Regions from separate parts of the Homo sapiens genome. Here region 2 is linked to region 1. Evidence: read pairs that join two places in POLR2A ChIA-PET (ENCODE). Cell type or tissue: K562. All regions are shown on one strand. Each heading gives the region's core, and the rest is flanking DNA. Links, peaks and the distances in the headings are about the cores only.

The links. ChIA-PET counts read pairs that join two places held together with the same protein. Peaks named below come from ENCODE experiments on the same cell type or tissue, not always from the same donor. Only the 100,000 strongest peaks of a DNase experiment are listed, where the experiment ranks them.
Region 2: POLR2A ChIA-PET joins it to region 1 with 6 read pairs; 5 of 35 experiments call an interaction of 5 or more read pairs at or near these places.

Annotation. Positions count from the first base shown.
Region 1 is chr7:149,657,000-149,666,448 of GRCh38, reverse strand. It overlaps TRC-GCA21-1 (tRNA-Cys (anticodon GCA) 21-1), which reads right to left and starts at 1,625; the gene lies at 1,554-1,625. In K562, for the core only: a CTCF peak has its summit at 3,709 (motif pointing left); a DNase peak (open chromatin) is centred at 3,678; H3K27me3 peaks cover 642 bases.
Region 2 is chr7:149,784,654-149,794,102 of GRCh38, reverse strand. It overlaps the pseudogene SSPOP. Among named protein-coding and RNA genes, the nearest start is that of ZNF467, 16 kb to the right of the region's middle. RefSeq lists enhancers at 2,777-3,565, 5,745-6,334, 8,071-8,570 and a silencer at 6,308-6,602. In K562, for the core only: CTCF peaks have their summits at 3,814 (motif pointing right), 6,437, 7,124 and 8,395; DNase peaks (open chromatin) are centred at 3,822 and 6,452; H3K4me3 peaks cover 187 bases; H3K27me3 peaks cover 4,577 bases.

The DNA of each region.
Region 1 (9,449 bases), core at 450-8,449:
ACAATCAACTAGATTTCTACTTTCTGCAATCCCAATCATGACAGAAAGTCCATCCTACACTCCATTTTCTTTAGGATCCTTTTTCTGCACCCCTCTCCAATTGCAATTTTTATATCTGCCTAGGTACATCGTTACAGAAACTGGTTCTGTCCAGTGAAACAGATGAGATGGCCATTGTCCATGTGTCAGGAAGCCTGGGCTTTTGAAACGGGGGATCCAGGGGGACCCAGGCAGCCTGGCTTTCAGGAAGTCACACTGGTTAGGAAGGTGTCAGACTGTGCCTGAGCTCTGCCAGCCCAGGAATGAATGCTAAGCTGTCTCTGCCTGTACAAGTCACTCAGTCTGCATGCATTGTGTCAGTCGGTGGCACTGGGTGGCCAGAAGTGCCAGGAAGACAGAGAGAAAGAGGCTTTTTCCTTCAGCTTCGGGTGCTGCAAGCAGAGCCATGTCTTCCACTGTGCCTCACACAACTGGGGAACCTCAAAATGTGGACAGAGGGTTCACAGGATGGGGAAGAATAGGAAGAAAAAAAAGAAAACACAAGAGAAATGCTCACCAAAGCAAAGCAAGACAAGACTGAATCAGGCATGCAGAGCAGATCTGGGCAGGTCACGTGGGGCAGCAGGAAAGTAGAGAGGAGCATGGGACAAACCAACCTCCTTACCCTCTCGTCCACCTTGCAGGAAGAGTCAGGTGCAGGGGCCTCAGGAGGTGAAAGGAAATTGTTTTTTAATACTCTGGTCAGTATGGGAAGAAATTAGTGTAGGTAGGGAACACATGAATTTGAGTCAGGGACCTGTGGATCATCAATCAAATGCTTTACTCAAAAACAACTAGTGTTGCCTTGAGCATGCTTCAATTCTGAACTTCAATGCAGGGAGTCGAGTAATCACTCATGGCCTGCCACCACCCCTAGCTGACTGTGCCATTGCAATTGGTCACCCTCCTACCATGCCCACAGCTTCATTCAGACATCCCCCACCTTCCCACACTCTCCCACCTCTACACACCTGGCCACTGCCTATGCCTGCAGCTCAGCACCCCACATGCCCTCAGTGATGGACTGAAGGCAGGCACTAGCTTGAACATCACTGATGCTTCCCACTGGGATGTTGTTTAGAATGACAAGTTGTTGTAAGTTCCAAAACAATTTTCCAGCCACTTAGAATTATTGGATGTTAGAACAGGTATTAACAGGGGATTATGCCCCAAATGACCCCCAAAAGTAGAAGTTCTCTGATTCCTCCTCAGTCCTACTAAATTGGAACTTCTAGGGAGTAATCTGTATTTTTTATAAGATCTATCAGTAATTCTGATGCAAAGTCAGACTGGGTGACCTCTGATTCAGGCTGTCCTGCCATAATATAAACTTCAAAGAAGAGCAGCTCATTAGAACTTCTGAAACACATGCAGATTATTAGTGACTTGACCATGACTTGTGCCAGAAAAATGAAGTCATCTGAGAAAACTGACACAAGCTATAGGAAGGACAGTGGTGAGGATGACAAGCAAGCCTAACATCAGAAAAAGAGAACCCACAGCTAAGTGGCATCAGGGGGCACCCAGATTTGAACCGGGGACCTCTTGATCTGCAGTCAAATGCTCTACCTGTGAGCTATACCCCCTTGCCTGGTGGACATTCCTCCTTAGCATATTTCACCTGTGTCACCACACCCAAGGATTCTATAGTGCACTGTAAATTGTATTAATTCCTGGCCAGCTTATGGAAATTGGCAGCCCTACCACAAATGACTAGAGACTGCTCTTCAGGCCATGAGTTCACTCCTTCACTCCCCAAATAACCTCCTGTCACTTGTCTAATGGCATCTTTCTACCTTGTAGCCACAACCTGAACTCCTTCAACTGAGGTCTCCTCCCGTTCCCTTACTCAGTACCTGATGGGAGTAGGGGTTGGGGGAGAGGCAGGTCTAAGTATCAAGGCTATTTTCACAACAATGTGTCATAATAAATCATCCCAAAATTGGCTGCTTGAAACAATAAGCATGTATTCTCATGCTCATAGGTCAGCAGCATGGATGCCAATCAGCTGATGCAGGCTGGGCTCGACCTCGTGTATCCGCTTCAAGCTGTGGGTCCATCTGTGCTTGGTTTCTGTCTGAGCTGGGCTTAGATCTGCTCCATGTGTGTTCCTTCTATGATCCCGGATGGAGGAGTAGCAGCTAGCAAGGGGCACTTTTCTTATGGTGACAGCAGAAATGCAAAGGGGTAGGCCCAACTATGAAAGCAGCTTTCAAGCCCCTATTTGCATTACATGTGAGAACACCTCAATGATCAAGGCGGCCAGTCACAAGACCAAACTGTAACTCAAGAGCAAGAAAGCATGTTTCACCTCCAGTGGGAAGATCTGAAAAGAAGGTAAAGGCCACAGATGCAGAAATAAATCAAAATTCAGGGCCAACAGTTTCATCTACCATGAACTGCCCTCTTGGTCATAATTACTTACATCTCTCCCATGTGCAAAATATACTCACCTCTATCCCAAGGTTCTCAAAGCCTCATTCAATTAGACAAAGTCCAAGCTCTTGTGATCCATATTAAATCAGATGAGGCTACTCTTGATTCAAAGATCTATGAACTCAAAAGAGAAAATTTGTACCCATTGAACACCTCAAGTACAATGATGGTACAAGAACAGAATTATTGCAATAAACATTTACATTCAAAAATTGGACAAAATGGAAAGCATGCACAGTCACAGAAACTGGTTCATGGAAACTAAAATGCTGAGAGTGTAGAAAATGATGGATGGAAGAGAAGACCAATGTGCAGCTCCCACCTGGACAAACAGAACAGCATGTGGAAATTCACATCATGAACTTTTGCTCCAAGAACCACCATAGGATCACACCAGAAAAACCAAAAGAACTCACAGACCCTTTTAAAGAAGCAGCTTGCTGCTGCAAACTCTATGAGATAGACAAAAAACTGTGAGTTCCCAATGTATGAGTGGGGAAGGTTTGCCTCTGAACACACATCTTCACTGTGGAACCTAAAAACCCAGATCATAGGAGTAGGATTTAACCTTATGTACAGCTGAAATGGATTTAGGGAGCTGAGCAAAATATAAAAGTAGAAGAAGCAGTAAGAAGGGCCCCGTAGGTACTCCCAGACTCCAGCTCAAGCCCAGGGAAGCCATTCCTGACTTTATCTCACAGGGGTCCTTGGGGAAGGCAGAGAGCAGAATTAGGGAGGGGCTACAGGGTAAAAGAAGCTTCTAGTTGAGCTTTGTAATAATTTCAACTGAGCACGAATTTTCCTGAGCAGAATCCAGTGGATGAATGAGATGTGTAGGTATGAGTACAGGAGCTGCAGCTGACATCATGGGCAGACAGGGAGGGATGAGGCCTGAAAACCCTGCTTGCTTTCTCAGTGGGGAGGCTTGTAGCCTGAAGCAGGATTGCAGCCCTGTGTGTCAGCTGCCTGGATATAAACTCGGTGCTGTTGGCAGGGCATGGAGGGAGTGAGACTGGCCTTGCTGACTGCTTGGGAGCTGGGCGAGGCCTGTCACTGCTGGCTTTCTACCACTTCCCTGGCAGCCTGTATAATGCAGCAGAGACAGCCATAATCCCCCTTGGAACATAGCTCTGTTGGCCTGAGAACCACTCACCCTATGCCCTACAGTGACTGCAGCAAGCCCCGCCCAAGAAGTACCAGAGCTTAGACCCGCTAAACACTGCCCCCACCTGGTGGCTTTCCTCTACCCACCCTGGTAGCCGAAGACAAAAGACAAGCTCTTGGGAGCTCTATAGCCCCACCAATCACCTGGGAAACTTGAATACTTATCCTGGCCAATTTAGGGCAAGCTTATATTCCCATTCTACTATCACAGCTGGTGCTCTATTGAAAGCACCACCTCCTACCTAAATGCCAACTAACTCAAGCCATTACAGCAATGTATAACAGAGCATCCCTCACCAAAGGCAAAAACAACAGTTAATTCCACTGCCAGTAACATCCTGCCTAACCAGAGGTCCTGAGTCTGTCCACATGACAGCTTTACTGCTAGCACAACCAACATTTAAGAAAATCAGTGCATTAAATGAAACTACAACCGAGGACTCTCACAGAGTCCATTTCACTCCCCTGCCACCTCCACCAGAGCAGCGTGCTGGTATCCGCAGCTGGGAGACCTGAAGATGGCTCACATCACAGGACTCTTTGCAGACATTCCTCAGCACCAGCCCAGAGCCTGGTAGCCCCACTGGGTGGCTAGACCCAGAAGGGCAATAACAATCACTGCAGTCCAGCTCTCAGGAAACCCCATCCGTAGGGAGGGGAGGAGAGCACCACATCAAGGGATCACCCCATGGGACAAAAAAATCTGGACAGAAGCCCTTGAGTTCCAAATCTTTCCACTGAAACTGGCTATCCAAATGAAAAGTAATTCTGGGAATATGACAAAACAAGGTTGTATAACACCCTGCAAAGATCACACTAGCTCTCCAGCAATGGATCTAAACCAAGAATAAATCTATGAATTGCCAAATAAAGAATTCAGAAGATTAATTATTAAGTTACTTAAGATGGTACCAGAGAAAGGTAAAAACCAACTTAAAGAAATTTTTAAAAAACCCTACAGGATAAGAATGAAAAAGTCTCCAAGAGAAATAGGTATCATGAAGAAAAAATAATGACAACTTCTGAAAATGAAAGACACACTTAGAGAAATACAAAATACACTGGGAAGGTTCAACAGTAGACTAGAACAAGTAGAAGAAAGAACTTCAGAGGTCAAAGACAAGGCTTTGGAATTAACCCACTGTGACAAAGACAAAGAAAAAAGTATTTTAAAATATGAACAGTCTGGGCATGGTGGTTCATGCCTGTAATCCCAGCACATTGGGAGGCTGAGGCGGGTGGATTACCTGAGGTCAGGAGTGAAACATGGTGAAACCCCGCCTCTACTAAAAATACAAAAATTAGCTGGGTGTGGTGGTGTGCACCTGTAGACCCAGCTACTCAGGAGGCTGAGGAAGGAGAATCGCTTGAACCTGGGAGGCAGAGGTTGCAGTGAGCCAAGATCATGCCACTGCACTCCAGCCAGCCTGAGTGACAGAGTGAGACTCCATCTCAAAAAAAAAAAAAGGAAAGAAAAGAACAAAACTTCCAAGAAAGTTAGGATTATGTTAAACAACCAAGCTTAAGAATAATTGGTGTTCCTGAGGAAGAAGAGAAATCTAAAAGTTTGGAAAACCGATTTGAGGGAATAATCAGGGAAAACTTCCCTGGCCTTGCTAGAGATCTAGACATCCAAATATAAGAAGCTCAAATAGCACCCAGGAAATTCATCACAGAAAAATCATCACCAAGGCACATATCTAAAGTCTTGACTTGTCTACATCAAGACAAAGGGAAGAATCTGAAGAGCTGTGAGGCAAAACCATCAGGTAAACTATAAAGGAAAGCCTATCAGATTAACAGCAGATTTCTCAGCAGGAACCTTGCAAACCAGAGGGATTGGGGTCCCATCTTTAGCCTCATTAAACAAAATAAGAATTTTGTATCCAGCAAAACTAAGCTCCATACATGAAGGAGTGATAAAGTCTTTTTCAGACAAACAAATGCTGAATGAATTTGCCGCTACTAAGCCAGCACTACAAGAAATGCTAAAAGGAGTTCTAAATCTTGAAACAAAATCTTGAAATACACATCAAAATAGAACCTCCTGAAAGCATACATCTTATAGGTCCTATAAAACAATAACACAATGAAGAAAAAAAAGGTATTCAGGCAACAACTAACACAATGAATAGAACAGTACCTCACATCTCAGTACTAATGTTTAATATAAATGACCTAAATGCTCCACTTAAAAGATACAGAATGGCAGAATGGATCAAAATCCACAAACCAAGTATCTGCTGTCTTCAAGAGACTCACCTGACACATAAGGATTCACATAAGCTTAAGGTAAAAGGTGGAAAAAGACATTCCATGCAAATGGACACCAAATGCAAGCAGGAGTAGCTATTCTTACATCAGACAAAACAGACCTTAAAGAAACAATGGTTAAAAAAGACAAAGAAGGACATTATATAATGATAAAAGGACTAGCCCAACAGGAAAATATCACAATCCTAATTATATATGCACCTACACCAGAGCTCCCAAATGTACAAAACATTACTACTAGACCTAAGAAATGAGATAGCTGGTAACACAATAATAGTGGGGGACTTCAATACTCCACTGACAGCACTAGACCAGTCGTCAGGAGAGAAAGTCAACAAAGAAACAATAGACTTAAACTATACCCTACAACAAATGAACTTAACAGATATTTACAGAACATTCTACCCAACAACTGCAGAATATACATTCTTCTCATCAGCACATGGAACATTCTCCAAGATAGACCATATGATAGGCCACAAAACAAGTCTCAATAAATTTAAGAAAATTGAAATTATATCAGTCAAGTACTCGCTCAGATCGCAGTGGAATAAAATTGGAAATTAACTCCAAAAGGAACCCCCAAAACAGTACAGATACATGGAAATTAAACAATCTGCTCCTGAATGATCATTGGATGAACAATGAAATCAAGATAGAAATTAAAAATTCTTTGAATTGGATGATAATAGTGACTTATGAAATCCTCTGAAATACAAAAAAAAGTGATGCTAAGAAGAAAATTCGTAGCATTAAATGTCTACATCAAAAAGTCTGAAACAGCACAAATAGACAATCTAAGGTCACGCCTCAAGGAACTAGAGAAACAAGAACAAACCAAAGACAAACCCAGCAGAAGAAAATAAATAACAAAGATCATAGCAGAACTAAATGAAATTGAAACAAACAAACAAAAAAATACAAAAGATAAATGAAGCTGGTTGCAGTGGCTCACGTCTGTAATTCCAACACTTTGAAAGGCCAAGGCAGGTGGATCACATGAGGTCACAAGTTCAAGACCAGCCTGGCCAACATGGTGAATCTCCGTCTCTACTAAAAATACAAAAATTAGCTGGGCATGGTGGCACATGCCTGTAATCCCAGCCACACAGGAGGCTGAGGCACGAGAATCACTTGAACCTGGGAGGCAGAAGTCAGAGTGAGCTGAGATTGTGCCACTGCACTCTAGCCTGGGTAACACAGTGAGACTCTGTCTAAATAAATAAATAAATAAAATGAAACAAAAAGCTGGATCTTTGAAAAGGTAAACAAAATTGATAGACCATGGTTGAGATTAAACAAGAAAAGAAGAGAGAAGATCCAAATAAGCCCAATTAGAAATGGAATGGAAGATATTACAACTGATACCACAGAAATACAAAAGACCATCCAAGGCTGCTATGAACACCTTTATGTGCACAAACTAGAAAACCTAGAGGAATGTGGACAATCCTGAAAATATGTAGCCCTCCTAGATTATGCGAGGAGGAAATAGAAACTCTGAACAGACTAATAATGAGTAGTGAGATTGAAACAGTAATAAAAATAATTTCCAACAAAAAATGTCCAGGACTAGATGGATTTACAGCTGAATTCTCTCAGACATTCAAAGAAGAATTGGTACCAATCCTACTGAAACTATTCCAAAAGATATAAAAAGAGAGAATCTTCCCTAAGTCATTCTACGAAACCAGTATTACTGTAATGCCAAAATCAGGAAAGAGCATAACAGAAAAAGAAAACTACAGATCAATATCCCTGATGAACATAGATGCAAAAATTCTCAACAAAATACTAGCTAACTGAATCCAACAGCATATCAAAAAGATAATAAACCATGAACAAGTGGGTTTTATACCAGGGATGCAGGGATGGTTTAACATACACAAGTCAATAAATATGATACCCCACATAAATAGAATTAAAAACAAAAATTGCATGATCATCTCAATAGATGAAGAAAAAGCATTTGACAAAATCCAGCATCTTTATGATTAAAATCCTCAGCAAAATCAGCATAGACACTTTGGGAGGCCGAGGTGGGTAGATCACAAGGTCAGGAGATCGAGACCATCCTGGCTAACACGATGAAACTTCATCTCTACTAAAAATACAAAAAATAAGCCAGATGTGGTGGCAGGCGCCCGTAGTCCCAGCTACTCGGGAGGCTGAGGCAGGAGAATGGTGGGAACCCGGGAGGCGGAGTTTGCAGTGAGCCAAGATCATGCCACTGCTCTCTAGCCTGGGCAACAGAGCAAGACTCCATCTCAAAAAAAAAAAAAATCAGCATAGAAGGGACTTTAAGGTAATAAAAGCAATCTGTGACAAACCCACAGCCAACATTATACTGAATGGGGAAAAGTTGAAAGCATTCCCCTTGCAAACCTGAACAAGACAAGGATGCCCACTTTCACCACTTCTATTCAACATAGTGCTGGAAGTCCTAGCCAGCGCAATCAGAGAAGAGAAAGAAATAAAGGGCATCCAAATCAGTAAAGAGGAAGTCAAAACATCACTTTTTACCGATAATATGATCATATAACTAGAAAACTCTAAAGACTCATCCAAAAAGCTCCTAGATCTGATAAATGAATTCAGTCAAGTTTTGGGATACAAAATCAATGTACACAAATCAGTAGCACTGCTATACACCAACAGTGACCAAACTGAGAATCAAATCAAGAACTCAACCTCTTTAACAACAACTGCAAAATAAATAAATAAATAAATAAATAAATAACTTAGGAATATACCTAACCAAGGAAGCGAAATATCTCCACAAAACACTGCTGATTTTTTTTCTAGTTCTGTGGAAAATGATGATGGTATTTTCATGGGAATTGTATTGAATGTATAGATTGCTATTGGCGGTATGGTCATTTTCACAATATTGACTCTACCCATCCATGAGCATGGGATGTGTTTCATTTGTTTGTGTCACCTATGATTTGTTTCAGCAGTGTTTTGTAAAGATCTCTCACTTCCTTGGTTAGGAAGGAGGCGGAGGTTGCAGTGAGCCGAGATTGTGCCACTGCACTTCAGCGTGGGTGACAGAGTGAGACCCTGTCTCAAAAAAAAAAAAAAAAAATTTATATATATATATATATATATATAAAGAAGTAAAACCATAGCTTGAGAGCCAAATCCCACCTTCTACCTGGATTTGTAAATAAAGGTTTGAAAAGGGTTACGGAGATATAATTCACATCCTATGCAATTCACCCATTTAAAGTACACAATTTAATAGGTTTTTTGGTATATTCACAGGTATGTGCAACCATCATGACAATTTCAGAGTATTTTTATCACCTCAAAAAAAATAAAAAAATAACCAAAACCCATACTCTTCAGCTATAATCCTATCCTCCCATACTCCCCACCCCCAAGCCTAGGCCATCACATATCTACTTTCTGTCTCTATATATTTCCTGATTCTGTACATCTCCTATGAATGGGATAATAAAATACATGGTCTTTTGTGACTGCCTTCTTTCACTTAAACATAGTGTTTCCATGATTGATCCATATTGTAGTAT
Region 2 (9,449 bases), core at 816-8,815, 130 kb before region 1:
GGACAGGACAGGACAGGACAGGACAGGACAAGACAAGACAAGACGGAAAACCTGGACCCATAAATGCATCCATTTCAAGCCTTTGTATTTTCCCGTTTCACTTATAACTCCTTTCCAGGCAAAGATACTTTTGAAAAGTCCAACTTAACTTTGTCTTGGCTATTCTAAGAGGGAAAGAAAAGCAACCAGAGCAACCAGATCTGAGCAGAAACAGAGGAAAGAGAGCACCTCAAAGGTGGCACCATGGGGGAGGCAGAAAGCCCCCAAAGCACAGGAAGGCAGGGCGGACGGAGAGGGAGGGCAGAGAGAAGCCTTCGCACCCCGAGGTCCCCTCCTTCCCTTGGCATGCAGAACTCAGGCTTCCTGCCACCCTGAGGCTGGGGTATCCAGCCACCCCCGCTCAGTGCCCCTGGTTCCCTCTCAGAGACCCTGCCGATTGTCCTCCCCCTGGGACTTCCCTGTCATGCCCCAGGCACACTCACCAGGTAGGGCACAGTGGCAGCATGATTCTCCCGTCCCCTCCACCAAGACCCAGCCCTGCAGAGGCACAGAGGTCAGGCCGCCTGCCTATCTCCAACCCATTCCACCAGCCTCCCCATCCCCTCCAGCTCTGCCCACCACACACTCCAGTGCCCTCACCTGGGGGCAGCTGCCGAGCGGGCAGTAGGGTGAGCAGTGTGCGGTGAGGTTGTGCAGACACTGGCACACCCTGCAGGGGCCCCCATGCCAGCGTTCCCCGACACGGTGGACCTGGCCCTGATGCTCACACCCCTCACAGGGCTCCGTCTGGCACCTGAGAAGGGAGGGATGTCCCTGGCCTGGTGACGGGGCTTGCTTGGGGTAAACAACTCTCCTGGTTCGCCTGGACTGAGGACTTTCCCAGGACTTGGGACTTTCTGTGATAAAACTGAGGAAGTCCTGGGCAAACTGAGACATTTGGTCACCCTATCAGCCCACTCTGCCCCTACACCTGAGACATTGCAACTGGCCCAGAAGAAGGCCAGGGAAGCAATTTGTACCAGCACTGCAGCCAGCGCCGTGGGTCCCAGAGGGGGCTGGGGAGGCAGCTATGGCAAGAGCCCCCCGCAAGCCTCAGCCCAGGAATTCAAGCTGAGTTTGTGAAGCTGCATCTGCGGGCTCCGTCTACCCACCTTCAAGACCTAGAGGGCATAAAACTAGAGAAGGGAAAGGCCAGGGGTCCCCAAAGAGGTTCCGGGACTCCCGGGATTTAGACGGGTAGGGGCACAGGGCAGGGGTTCCGAATTGGGGATGTGTGGTGGATGTGGAAGGGGCACACAGGAAGCTTCCTAAGTGGGAGGTGGGGTGCGGGCCAAGGTCCCTGCAGGTCCCCCGGTGGGTGGGGAACAGAGCACCTGCGTGCCTTGCGGTGGATGCCACGGCACTGGCGACCTCGGCCGGAGGGGCGGGGGTTGTTGGAGCTCCGGAAGGACCACTGGATGCTCTGGCTTCCACAGGGGCCCAGGCACTTGGCCCAGGGTGACCAGGAGGACCAGCCACAGTCCACTGAGGGAGGGCCAACAGTCAGAGCCTGAAGGAGGTGGTGGATGTGCAGCTGGGCGGTCCAGGGAGAGGACTAGGGACCCCGAGGGAAGGGCCTCACCAGCGCAGTCCGGGTTGAGTCGGCAGCGTCGGGGCCGTCCGTCTTGGCAGATGCAGAGCTGGCAGTCGGCCTTGATGCGTTGCCCAGGCCAGTAGCGGGCACCGTCCACCAGGCAGGGGCACTGCCGGGGCCACACACACCACCCCTCGCTGCCCAGCACCTGCCCTTCTGGGCACCAGCAGCCTAGAGGGGGCCCAGGGTGAGGCTTCCATGCAGAGGGCTGTTGCCACAGACCCACACCCTGGAGCCAGCACCTGGGCCCAGAGCCCCCTTACCCGGGCTGCCGCAGGGCCAATCAGGTGGGCACGTGACCTGGCCAGAGATGTCATCACAGGTCAGTGGGCAGGGGGCACAGGGCTGGAACATCAGCTCCCCAGAGCAAGTGGCATTGGGGCAGCCGTCCTGAGGGCAAGGCTCTGAGAGAAGCCGGAAGCAGAGGTCAGAGGTCAGGGAAGGGAGCTCTGCAGAGAGGATGGCCTCCCACCAGCAGCACCATCCTCTCTTCAACTCACTGGTCTGGCGGGTGCTGTGCAGGCCTCCGGGCAGTGCAGCACAGGTGCGGCCCCCATTCTGGGGTGAGTGGCACTGCCGTTGCCGCGTCATGGTGCCCCTGCACGGCTCAGAGCACACAGACCAGGGGGACCAGGTGCTCCATTCACCGTCCACTGTGAGGCAGGGGGACAGGGCAGGCAGTGAGGACCATGGGGGAGGGCTGAAGGCCTAGTGGCCTTCTTCTCCCTTCCTCTATCCAGGCCCCACCACCCCAGCCCCTCACCTGGGCAGGCTGCCGTGAAGCAGGCCTGAGACTGGTGCTCAGGCCCTGGGCAGTTCTGTAGCACCAGGAGGCCGAGTGGGGAGCAGCGGCGGCTCCGGCCCTGGCCCCAGGGCCCACACGTCCGGCTGCAGGGCCCCCATGGGCTCCAGGGGCCCCAGGCCCCACAACCCTGCTCTTCTGGGGAGGGGCCCACCTGCCCTGGCCTTCCACAGTCAGGCTGCCCATCACACACCTGGGGAGGGAGTGGGGTCAGGGCTCTTGTGCTGGGAGGCAACATGGCACTGCCGCCTCCTCCACCCACTCCCACCCTCACCAGCTGGAAGCCTATGCAGGTGCCATTGGGGCAGGTGTATTCTGGGCAGGGAAGCCCTGTCCTGTTGGGGCCTCCCAGGGCTGGCAGCCCCCCTGGGAAAGAAGAGGAGAAAAAACACAGTGAGCGGGGGGTGTGAGCTGTGTCCCGGGCCCAGCCAGCGGGGCCTCCCTCAGGGAACAAAGCATCCTCACCGCAGTCCAGCTCGTCCTCGCCCTGGGGACAGTCTGGGATCCCATCACAGAGCTGCTCAGGGGTCAGGCACAGCCCCGGAGCCACACCACAGGGAAAGAGGCCAGGGCACAGAGGCAGCTGGGTGGAGCCTGCGGGCACTGTGAGATGTGTCCTGCTCCGCTCCTGTCCCTTCCTGCCCTCTCCCTGCAGAGGGGCAGAAAGGCGGGTGGGAGGCGGCCAGACAGGCCAGCCTGGGAGGAGCTGGGGGGCCTGTGGACAGCTCGCTATAGGGGGAGGTAGACAGGACCTGAAGGGCTGGCTTGCAGTGACACAGAGGGTCTGCTCAGGTCTGGTGGGGAAATGCTGAGGGCGGGATCCCTCCAAACAGACACACTCCTCATCCCCGCAGAGCCTCTGCCCACCCTCTTATCCCTTCTTGGCCAAGTGTGGGGAAAGACAAAGCCCCTTTCTTCGCTCTCCTGGGCCTAGGTGGGAGGGTAAAAACTTTTCAAATAAAGTTTCACGAAAAAGATCAAAGGAACGCAAACGTGGCCCAGCCTCGGATGCCCCCAAACCTAAATCACTCTAGCTGCCGCGCCCACCTGTGCCTCAGGAGGCGAAGGTGGGGATGGCGCTCGGGAAGAGGTGGGCCCGCCGGCTTGGCCAGGGGGGCCGCGCATGGCCGGGGGCGCGGGAGCCTCAACGCAGGCGTCGGGGCCCTCGTCCGAGCCGTCGGGACACTGCCGCACGCCGTCGCACAGCTGCTCGGGGGACACGCAGTGAGGGCCGCGGGCGCAGGGCGCGTGGTGCGGCGCGCAGGGCCCTCCGCAGCCGCGCTCGTCGCTGCCGTCGGCGCAGTCTTCCTCCTGGTCGCAGCGCCAGCCCCGCGGGGTGCACTCGCCGCTGCCGCACCGAAACTCGAAGGGGCCGCAGGGTGGCGCTGCAGGGAGCGTCCGCGCTGGATCCTCTGCCGGCGAGCGCCCTCCCACCCGCAACCGCGCCCGGGTCAGTCCTTCCACCTCCGCCGCTGCTCCCCTCCCTGGTCCAAGTCCCTTGGCCATTTCCTGGGCCTGGCCCTAACCCACCTGCAGCCCCTTCCCGAGAACAATCCCTCTGCATTTTGCTGCCCGGTTGGTTTTCCCAAAGCTCTCCCCTGGGCCAAGAATTTCCATGAGACTCCCTGCAGCTGGGAGGGAGGCCTTGAACGCCAGGAAAGAGTGTAGACTCTTTCAAACGCCCTCCACTTCATTCATTCCAGCGTCTTCGGGTGTCTCCCACTGCGCCCTGCTCCTTCCCATCCCAGAGCAGCGCCACAAATGCCTCTCTCTGAGGCTTCCATGCCCCTCTCCCCCAGGCTTCTGGCCACCAGCTTTCCCACCTCTTCCCTCCAGGAGACTCACCAGGGCTGGCGCTGGCCAGGGGACTTGACGCAGTGTCCAGGGAGCCTGGGGAGGGGCCAGGCAAGGTGCTGGCAGGAGGTGTGGGCAGAGAAGGTAGGGGGCAGTGTCCCGGCCCCTCATCGGCTCCATCTGGGCAGTCCCAGACTCCGTCACACAGCTGGATGGCCCCCAGGCAGGTGCCATCAACACAGGACACCTCCCCGGGGACGCAGGTCACCTGCCCTGCACAGAAAAGAAGAACTGGCTCTGGGGCACTGCCCTGTACTCTTACTGTTTGGGGTGCCCCAACTCCCACACCCTCAGGACCAACTTCATAGCAGGAACCTGGCAAAGGAGCGGGGAGGTGAAGTCGGGGCTCTTGAGGAGATGGGCCTTGCGGGAGGGAGTGCTGGGTGGGCTGGCGTCCAGGGCAGGGACAACTCACCCAGACAGGACTCCTCGTCGGCGGCATCCAGACAGTCAGGATGCCCATCGCAGAGCAGGGCCGGCGGCAGGCAGCGTCCATCGGCACAGGCCAGCAAGCCCTGGGGGCACGGATAGCTCGGCTCATCCGTGCCATCTCCACAGTCATCCTGGCGGTCACAGAGCAGGGCCAGGGGCAGGCAGTGGCCGGAGCTGCAAGTCATCTGCCCCTCCCCACAGCCTGGGGCGGCACAACCTAGCATGGGGCAAACAGGCAGGCTCAGGACGCTGCTGTAGGGGCCCAGAGAAGCCCTGAACCCCAGAGGGACCAGAACACCCTCCCTTCCCCTCATCCCTCCAGGCCACAGGCAGCCCCTGGCAATGGGAGCAGCAGCTAAAGAAGCCACTCCAGGACAGCTGCCTTGGCCCCAGGAAATTCAGTTACATGTGCAAGGACTGACCAACCCTGTCGCTTCCACGCATGGGCAAAGACACTCACCCTCCTCATCAGAGCCATCGCCACAGTCGTCCTGGTTGTCACAAAGCCACCCATGGGGCACACAGTGCCCATTCTCTTGGCACAGGGCCTCTCCCTCTGCACAGGCAGGCACAAGCTCCTCACAGTGGCCACCGTCACCCCCACAATGCCATTGACCTTCCTGGCACGTGCTGAGCACACAGCGTCCTGGGATCAGCCACAGGCTGGGCTTGGCCCAGTGCTCCTTCAATAGGTCCCCCCCAAGATGACCTCCCCACTCACCAGTTCCCGCAGTCCTTTTGCAGCACAGACCCCGGCGGGAAGGAGTTGCGGCCCCACTCACAGGGGCAGGAAGCTGGCTCCAAGCAGGCTCCTCCTGAGGTCACAGAGTGCAGGGCTCAGAGCAAAAGGGCACAGTGGCCCCTTCCCAGTCTCAGTGCCCCTCCCCTCTGCCCTTTGTCACTCTACACACCGTGCAGCAGAGTCCCCTCGGGGCAGAAGCAGCCCTCCACACAGGCCACCACCTGGCAGTGCCACCCGGGCTCAGGATGCTGCTCATGGCAGGTGGGGGGACACGTGGGGCCACAGGCCTCATATACCTGTCCCCCTTCACACTGCAGGGCTGGGTGGAGAGGAGAGAGCCTTGGATCACTGAGGCACAAGGGCAAAAGGATGCAACCACACCAGGCTGGCTGGCCAAGGTGACCACCATGGAGGGCACAGGGTGTCTGGTGTAGACCTTGGGCAAGACCCCCCGGGCCGACGTGTACCATGTCAGCTCTACTCGGCAGCCGTTCTTGCATATATGGCTTATCTAGAAAAGTGTCTGGCACAGAGTAAGCACTCGATGCACAGCTTGCCCTTGAATGAATGAACGGCCGTCTTGTGGGACAGGAGAAGCTCTTTCAAGAAGCTGAGCCTGTGGCAGTGGCAGGATTTAGCATTGGGGACTGAGGGCGGGGCACACTCACAGCAGAGCTCCTGGCTACGCCAGCGCACGTGGTGCCCATGCCGGGCACACTCATCTGCATAGGTGGCAATGGCCGAGCAGAGGCACTCACAGTCACCCCCCGAGTCGCAGCTGTGGGAGGAAGCATTCAGTCCCGGCACCCCCACCTCTACCCCACTCCAGGTTGGCCTCTCCTTACCCGCAGGCGTCATACAGGCACCACTCATAGTGCTGCTGCGGGGGGACCTCCGCGTGGCATAATGTGAAGAGCGGCTGCAGCAGCGCCCCACAGCGGGCCCGAGCCCAACCAGCCCGGTGTGTGTTCATCTGCAGGCACAGGGTGGCGTCTCCAGCACAGTGGACCAGCGGACACCCTCCCCAGCCCTGCCTCTGGGAACCTCCCTTCCTGCTTTCCCGCCTGCACTCACCGTGCAGGGGTGTGGCAGGTCTCCTGGCTCAGGGCAGAGGGGGCTGAGGCGCCAGGAGTGGGCAGCCAGTTCAGCTGTGGGCTCCAGGACGCCCTGGCGGCTCCGCAGATCATTACTGGCATCTCCATCAAAGTCACCACACAGCCCAGCCACGCGACCACGGAACTGAGGGGACAGTTGCACCAGGACCCGAGTCCCTGGTGGCAGCATGGTTAAAAGTGACCTCACCAGCCCTTATCTGGGCCAGAAGACCCAGGGTCTGTTTTACCACCACCAGGTGCCACCCCCACCAGGGGGTATGGTTACCTCTTTTGTGGGGGGATGATTGGTGATGATAAATGAAGAGACCTATATTTAGGGGGCTCAAGGTAGGAATTAGGAGCCTATTTTCCTAACTAACACCAAGCCAAGGGCTGAGGGGGAGAGAAATTCTCCATCAGGTCAGATTCTGGGAAACCAGACTCCAGGATGGACTGTGAGGCCCAGCAGCACCAGCCTCGGTGGCGGCAGGCTGGGAGGGTGGCCCAGCGGCTCAGAGCCAAGTCCATATGGGGGTTATCTGGGTTTCCCTCAGTTCCACAGAAGCAGTTAGATATAACATATAAGCCAACTGCTTATATGGGTGATGGGAAGTTAGGAGATTTATTTTCATTTCGCCTTTCTAAAACTTGGTATTTTCTCAATGTTTCCCTTGGTGTGGAAGGATTGCTTTCATAATGATGAAAAAGATAATTATGAAAACCTAATTTAAAAAAAATTTTTTTCTCGCTCTATTGCCCAGGCAGAGTGCAGTGGGGTGATCACAGCTCACTGCAGCCTTGACGTCCCAGGCTCAAGCAATCTTCCCATCTTAGCTCCCAGGTAGCTGAGATTTCAGATGCGCACCACCGTGCCCAGCTAATTTTTGTATTTTTTGTAGACAGGGAGTCTTGCCATGTTCAACCCAGGCTAGTCTCAAAGCCCTGGGCTCAAGGGATCTGCTCGCCTCAGCCTCCCAAAGTGCTGGGATTACAGTTGTGAGCCACTGCACCTGGCCAAAAACCTAATTTGGAAACTCGGACCTCTTGCATGGACTGGGAGGTAGGGGTGGCACTGGGTTGGGCATGGGGCAGGGCAAGTGCCAGCCAGGCAGGGAAGTAAGGTGAGAGCTCAGGGTCCTAGCCTGGCTGTCAGCTTAGCTCTCAGCCTGGAAATCTGCCCTGTGGAGGTGTCAGGGGCTCAGTGGAGGGAGACCAGGAGGAGGGAGGGTCAGGCGTTGGGAGAAAGAAGTTGGGGTGAGTTCAACCCTATGGTGCTAAGGCGGGGCACAGGTCCAATGGTTGAGGGAGGGCAGGGGCCTGATCTCCATCCCAGAGCAGGGTGAGGCCCAGGTGGGTCGAGAGCAGCAGGAAGAGGCCAGCACGACGCAGGCTCAGCCCAGGGCCTGTGTAGACCTTGGGGGGCGTCACGCTCACCCCATTCACCGTCACTGCCCGGCCTGTAGAGGAAGAAAGGCATTCAGGCCCAGCCTGGAGGAAAGGGTCCTCCAGATCCTCATGAGGCTCTCTAGCTCCCCTGTCCAGCCCTTCTTTTGCTTCTCTACCTGTGTGACCTTGGGCACATCATTAGACTTCTCTGGGACTTAATTTCTGGGAGGCTTCTGGTATTGAGTCCCAACCAAGAGGAGAGGCACCAACCCCATGGCATGGAGGGCAGCCAAGCCCAGTAAGGAGCTGGCCAGCAGTGAGCAGACACAGGGAACCCCGCCCCCTCCCACCTTGCACAGCTGGGAAGCCATACAGGTGTGCCCCTCCCTGGCAATGTCACCCTTCAATGTTGCAGCCACCTCTGAGCATGTGCACAACAGTGCCCTCCAGACGCACGGCCAGCGCTTTGGTGCAGGTGAGACCGCTGGCCCCACAGGGCAGGTTCTGGGCAGAGACTGTGAATAGGCCACTGGCCTCTCGCACCAGCAGATACTCGCAGGCCCCAGGATAGGTGAAGGCCAGTCCGTCAAATGTCACATAGTGGGGGGCGCCTGATGCCTGGCACCGCCCACTGCGCCGCTGGCCTGTGCAGTGCCACTGCCGGCCCCGGCACACGCTATGGGCAAGGTGGGGGAAACAGAGTCACCGAGGATAGGGCCCTGGGGGCTGGATCCAGGGAAGGCAGCTGGTCCAGGTTCCAGGCAATCTCAGCAGCCCTCAGCGTGGTGGGGTCCTGCAGGGTTCCCTTGGCCCAGGCCAGTCTGGATACCCCAGCCCCCACCACCCCGACCCCTTCTGGTGGAGGGAAGGATGATGTGTGGGGAGCCATGGGCCACAAGGTCAAAGGGTTAGAGGTCACGGCAGCTGGGCATACCAAACGTTGCAGTCTTCCTGGATGGTGGCGTTGGGCAGGTACCACTGCCCACTGTGACGGCAGGGACAGAGGTCAGGAGGCACACAGCGCTCGTCCTGGGCAGAGGGCAGGGACAAAGGGCACCATGTAGGGGTGCGAGGGGAGCAGGGCAGTGCCCTGGCTTAAGGAAGGCCATCCTGTTCCCCCACGCAGCTCCTTCTTGGACTCACCAGCAGCACCGTGCCTGGTGGACAGACACAGCCATCAGTACTGCCTGCAGGGCAGGAGTGATTGGCGCTGGGGCTGTCACAGGTGAGGAGACAGGCACCAGGGGCATAGACAAGCTCCCTGGGGCAGAATGCCCCTGTGAAGGGCAGTGGCGAGCCGTGCAATTCCAGAGGCCCCTTTCCTGGCAGATGCTGCAGGAGGTTGAGAAGGAGTAAGAGGCAAGTCCGAGCTTCCAGGAACCTGGTCTGACCTGGTGAGAATCTCAGGAACCCAGACACTGGGTACCCAGGTGTCCAGATCCCATCACGTTGAGTGAAAACCCAGCCCTGATGCTGGAGACCTGAGCATCTCAGCTCCCAACACTC